Linked DNA regions of Mus musculus: region 2 is linked to region 1. Evidence: chromatin contacts called from ENCODE Hi-C or POLR2A ChIA-PET data. All regions are on one chromosome and are shown on one strand. Each heading gives the region's core, a stretch centred on a gene start or an enhancer-like site at or near the end of the contact. The rest is flanking DNA. Distances are from core to core; before and after follow the strand shown.

Region 1 (2,930 bases), core at 321-2,820:
GCTAACTTGTGTGTGTGTGTGTGCATGTGTGTGTGCGTGTGTGTGTGTGTGTGTGTGTGTGTGTGTGTGTGTGTGTGTGTGTGTGGTGTCTCCTCAGGAAAAAGTCTCTTACGAAAACCAGGATAACTAAAGTTATTTTGACATGTGACATAGTATTCTTCCCACAGATCATTCTGCCAGACCAGAGATTCCCCTGCCTAGGCCTCGTGAGTGCTGAGAGTAAAGGCGATTCCACTTTTTATCTGTTGCCTTTTCCCACCCCCTTACCCACCATCCATCCTGCTAAGGGGAGGATGTAGATAGGGTACCACTTGAATCAGGAGGCTACACTAAGTACCACATTCAGAGAGTCCTAGCAGAGGTGATTCATTTCTTCATTGGCACCAATCACAGAGAGAGAAGGGGACCCTCAGAAGTGAAAGTGGGACATTTCCTTGAGCCAGACCCGTGTCAGCCAGTGGCTCATATGAACAGCTCTGCCAGTTGTAAATTCTTGAACTCCAACGTTTGCATGAGTAGTTATTCGCTGCTCAGAGTCCCAGAGAGCCACACCCTGGGGCTGGCGCCTAACCACCATCCTAACTCTCTGCCGAGCCACTTTAAAAAGCATGTGAATACTACCCTGTTGGAGCTAGTGTTTCTGTCTCAGGACCGAGTTCCATGTACAATGTATTTCATTGAGCTCCCGTGCCACACTGCAGCATGTACCATGTTAAGGGGATAAATGTATGGATTGCAGAGTAAAAGGGCTAGTAAAGCAGGAAGCGGTCAAACTGTCAACTGCCACTTTAGAAGGAAGATACCAACTTTTAAAAATCTATTAACACAAAAGAAATGATTATTCCTGAATGAAATGTTTTAGGGGCCAGTGAGAAGGGGGGGAGGGGGAAAGAGCCAAGATGATTGTTTTGTTTTGTTTCATTTTGTTTCATTTGGTTTTGTTTGTTCACAGCTGGGGGAATGAGGAAATGCTTTTTGTAGTAAACTCTGGAAAAAGGAGCTTGACTGGCAAGACGCATTCAGCACGGTCCAAGCTATCTCACAGGATGTGACTGGGTTTAGCGTTGTAAGACAGCTCTGTAGTTTTATTCTGGCCAAATGTCTGTATGATTCTCAGGCAGTTCCCTCCCCTGTCACCTTCCAGCCTTGCTTCTAACAGGGAGTCTCTCTCACTTTGATTCACGGTTTCTCACAAGCAGCTCCAGACTGCCTTTATAAGATAACACAAGTCTTGGGAGTGAGAACGGAGTTGAACCATCTGCAGTTCTTTCTTTGCTATAAAAATAAATAAATAAATAAATAAATAAATAAATAAATAAATAAGAATTTCCACACTCATATCCTTGTTGGGTCCCTCATCCCAACCCAACCCCAACACATACTGCGGAAATGGTGAAAGAGACCCCAGACAGAGCAGTGGGGGTCGAACTCAGGGCGCATGATTCACTGCCTACTGCTTTCATCCACAGTCAATTTTCTAGACAAGCCTGGCCTCCTGTCACTCCCATTAATCACGGGGCCCAAGCAGAGTCCAGCAGGGTGCCCCTTGTACGGCTCAGACAGGGTCTGGGGCATCACAAGATTCCCATTAAAAGCGAGATAGGGGTCTTGACTTCTCATTCATTCCCACAATGCACTTCATCAGCATCCCGCTACACACTCCTCCTGTGAGCAACTGGCGCTGCTGGGTGTTGATGTTGGTTTTGGCTTGCTTCCTCCTAGAGCAGCCAGCCGTTGTGTAAGCAAGTCTGTCTGAATCGCTCTGGGGCTAACTGCCTTCTTAGAAGTCCTCCTGCTGCTCATTATTTAGCCAGCAAGCCATTACTATTATTAGCTTTGAATTCTTCCTTCTCCACTTTCTGTTCACTAAAATACTGAAGTGTGGACAATCATCGCCCAACCAATTGTTAAATGCCTCTCCCTGCCCCCCCCACCTTTTCTATTATTTGGGTTGACATTCAAAACAAGTACAAAACTCAGGAACTTTAAAGAGGGGTTTGGGATGGAGAGTCAGTAACTAGATTCCTTCTCGTGCTCTTTCAGTAACTTCTAGTGTACGTGCCATCTTCATTTTGTATGCACCATACAGTCTATTCAGAAAAATTTAAAGAGAAAATAAAAAAAGAACAGCATTAGGTAGTTCTTGGCAGTCAGTCAAAGACAGCATTGCAGGGAAGGTATTTAAGTCTTTTAAGTGAAGCTATTTGTATATCAGCAACTGCATTTTTCATGACCAGGGAGAGCTATTTGCACAGTCTTTCACGGAAATATTTCTAGACAGTTTCTGTGGCTTTCCTCCCTGAGCTCATGTATTTGCTTCTGCTTCAGAACAGGACAATTTAATGAGCAGTTTTACAGCCCAACCTGCACCCTGCACACTCTACGGGGCTACATGCCTGCCGCATATAACCTTTGCCCTATTTGCCATTAAAGAACAAGACTTTCCTATAACCAACTTTATACTATGATGGGGGTGGGGCACGCAACTGATACTTCAGTCCACCCTACAGCCCATAGACATCAATGTTTTAAAAACTTTATACTTAAAAAAAAATAGGGTACATATTAGCATTACCATAGTCAGCCCCCTTCTTTTGTAAGGTGTTTATGTCATCTTTCATCCTTTGACCTAGAGCAAAAGGACCACGTGCTTCAGAGCAAATAACTCATTTGGCCTCATTTCTAGTCCAGGGAGGCATGTTCAAAGATAAACCCCAAATTATTTCAGAAATAAAAACAACAACAAAAATAAAAAATAAGAGACATCATTTTCTGTCTCCAGTCTTACTAATGATTGTCAGCCCTGGAAAATCCTCTTTGTTTTCGTTTTAAGACATAGGGTTCTGCATATTCTCAAATGAAATAAGTATCTAATTGTAAACAAAAAAAATACCTAAATTTGCCTTATTTTCCCCATGGGTTCTGCTTTT
Region 2 (2,930 bases), core at 133-2,632, 33 kb after region 1:
ATTCCCCTGCGGTCACACACGGAAACATCCTGACTTACCCTCTCCTCTCCTCGACAGCTCTCTAAAACTGTGGTGTTTTTAGCAGCCAAGTGTCATTTGGACAAGTGGTGAAATCACCTTGCGATTTGTGACATCAGCTGTGAGGCAAGCTCTCTGTTCTCCTAACTAGCCAGCCTTCCTTACAGAAAAAAATAAAAATCATACCCAGACAGTCTGGATTGTCAGGGAACTGTTTTTGTTTTTTGTTTTGTTTTTTTTTTCAACAACTAGATTTAAAAGTAAAAAAGAAAAACAAGCTATATTATAGCTCAAAAATATAATTGCTAAAGACAGAACAACTTTAAGCTGTTCTTACAATTCTTACAATCAAGGTATCTCATGAGGCAACCCTTGATATTAGAAATAAATTGGTGCTGAGACCTCCAAATGTAATTAATAATCTGCTGCAGGTTCAACATTAGTTGTCATAAAACTAAAATTTCAAACCACTGTTCTCTAAAGAAAAGTGTCCACTTTAATTAAATATACCTCCAAAGGTGCAATCTATTTACATGACGGTTCTTATTCCAGTATCCTGCTTCAATTCTTATGACAATGTACTAGTCCACTGAAAGGAAGCAATGGCGAATGTCAAAGGTTTTCTTTCACTCTTCAGGTCCTGTTTCCAATATGGTTTAAGTGAAAGTCAAATTATTTTGGGGATTTCCTCCTTGGGCCTAACTAAGGAAGTAGAGTCGACTTTACACAGGCATTTCCACTCGGCCACAGTTCAGATGCCTGGCGGTCTGTTTAGGCAAGGCCCACATACATTACCGGTGTCTCCTCGGGTCAGAACCTGTGAACTCTTTGGTGGTGTGTAGGCAGACTCACGTTTGCCTTTCTCTTTTCATTGGGTCTGAATCTTTCCCACATATCCTATGTGGCAGGAAAGTAAAAGCAAAAAGGGAAATTAGGAAAGATTCCCGTCATGCAAAACGCAAATAACACGAACGCAGACAGGAGACAGCTCCTCCTACCGTACACTGCAGTTAGCCAAGCAGCGGGTGACAGGCCTCCAGTTAAGCAAACACAACTGCTTCCTCCGTGTCTTGTGTCAAGAACAAGTAGCTCTGACATTGTTCCCTTTGGAGATCTTTAGTCGCTAAGCTCCGTCACTGCAGGACAAGCGCTTTTGCATCTCAGGGTGCCCAGTTCTGCCCTGGGGTTCACCTGATTGATAGAGGACAACAGCCAAGACAGAGGCCCTGGCCAGGGACAATGCGTAATTGATTCCGATTATTTTTCCTGTGGCCAGTCAGCAGTAAACTGTCACCAGCTGTAATCCACCGAGTGTCCCTATATACAAGCTGGTGTCAGCTCGGAGAAAAGCGGGGAAATGCTCTACCATGTGTAAATAGACATCCAGACTTGCAGACACACATAGGCTAGCTAGGGCTCAAGTTTCTTTCATTGCCCTTGCTGGGAGGAAAAAGCGATTTTCAAGAAGGCTTCATGCTCAGGCATTCCTGGTCAGAGGGGATATTTTTCCAAGGCCTCGGAGACTCACGGTGTATGAATTGCACCTCTTTCACAGCTAACTTTTATCTCAGCAGTAAACTCTTAAGAAGAGGCTGCTGGAGGCTTCTTTATTTCCCTCTTTTCCTTTCCCCCAACTCACCGGCTACTATGAGAGATTAAAAAGTGAGACTTAGAAAAAAACCTTACACGGCAGACAGGAAGTTTAAACTAAAACTTGTCAGTGGAGCGTCTTGCTCTGTGAATGTGCCTGGGACGCCTAACTGCAGCAGCGGAAGAAAGGAGGGAAGGAGTCAGCTGAGCGCGTGTTGGCTCTGCTGGCTCCTCATGCATTTATCGATGCTTAAACATAGAATTGTTAAGTGCCCGGCGCTGACATTCCTTAGCCTACCCATGCCAAACATACTGGATGCATTGTCTGGGGAAACCTCTGGATCTAAACACGTATTTACACCCTTTAGTTGCCAAATGGTTTCCATCTGGCTCACCAATGCTGTTGCCAGAAGGATATTCCACTTCTGGTCAGGCTAGAGTTGTCAGGGCCAGAGTGGGGGTTTCTGGGAAGGCTCTGAGCCTGAGAGACACTACATGTTTAATGACGCCACATTACTTGAGCATTTACATGTTTAGATCACATGGCAGCACTAGCCCAAAATAGAACTCCAACGCAGGGCAATGTCGAAAGCCATGAGGTATTCAGGGACTCTCTCCACACCACAGCTCCCTCATTCCTTGCATCTGGCTGCTCCTCAGGCTTCAGAGCCACATGATAGGCAAAACCACAAATACCAAATGCTCTAATTTATTTTTAAGCATTCCCACCAAGCACTGAGAAATATCCACTCTTTGTTTTTCAGTCAGAATAATCGGTTCCCATGAATCACATGAACCCATTCCATTCACAGGCCCTGGGGGCGGGGAGCAGGGGTCGGAGCATAATCAAAAGGGAAATTAGCCAACTTCTCCACGTCTCAGCATCAGGGGTAGCGTTGAGCCTCTTGATCCAATTGCCCACACAGGGAGTGATCTAAGCACCAGAAAATGAAACAAGGTATAATGGCTCTCCTCCCTGCTCTTACGGAAACCCCACGAATGCACAGGTCAACATGAGAGTCGCCAATAAGCAGCATCCTTTCTTTGGTGGAAAGGATGACATAGAAGCTGAGAGAGAAGAAAATGAAGACTGAACCAACCTAGATACTCTACCACAAACATATCCAAAGCTTCAAGGAAAGGTCTGGAAACGGAGACAAGCTAAAATAAAGGTGGACATGATCTCTTATAGCCCCCCATAAGCCTGCAAGGCTGAGGCTGAGGCTGAGGCAGGAGGATCATGAATTTAAGGCCAGCCTTGGCTACAAAGCCAGTTCAGGCCATCATGAGGCACACAGTAAGATCCTGATCCATCTCCCACT

The links. A loop is a pair of places that touch in the nucleus more often than their neighbours do. ChIA-PET counts read pairs that join two places held with the same protein, here RNA polymerase II (POLR2A).
Region 2: a loop to region 1 is called in a map of heart, with 2.7 times the contacts of the local background. The contact joins the promoter of 2810442N19Rik here to the enhancer-like site in region 1. A Hi-C loop is called at or near these places in 3 of 37 maps with a recorded cell type or tissue (all heart). POLR2A ChIA-PET finds 5 or more read pairs at or near these places in 1 of 5 experiments (Patski).

Annotation. Positions count from the first base shown.
Region 1 is chr1:162,036,829-162,039,758 of GRCm38, reverse strand. All of the region lies in intron 17 of Dnm3 (dynamin 3), which reads left to right. Among named protein-coding and RNA genes, the nearest start is that of 2810442N19Rik, 33 kb to the right of the region's middle. Within about 2 kb of position 1,570, at least 2 of the 3 ENCODE cell types and tissues checked have a DNase peak (open chromatin) inside an H3K27ac peak, as active enhancers do; they include heart, where a contact is called at or near this core.
Region 2 is chr1:162,003,421-162,006,350 of GRCm38, reverse strand. It overlaps 2810442N19Rik (RIKEN cDNA 2810442N19 gene), which reads right to left and starts at 1,382. Exons shown (of 3, transcript NR_040562.1): 1 at 1,017-1,382; 2 at 529-915. All of the region lies in intron 20 of Dnm3 (dynamin 3), which reads left to right.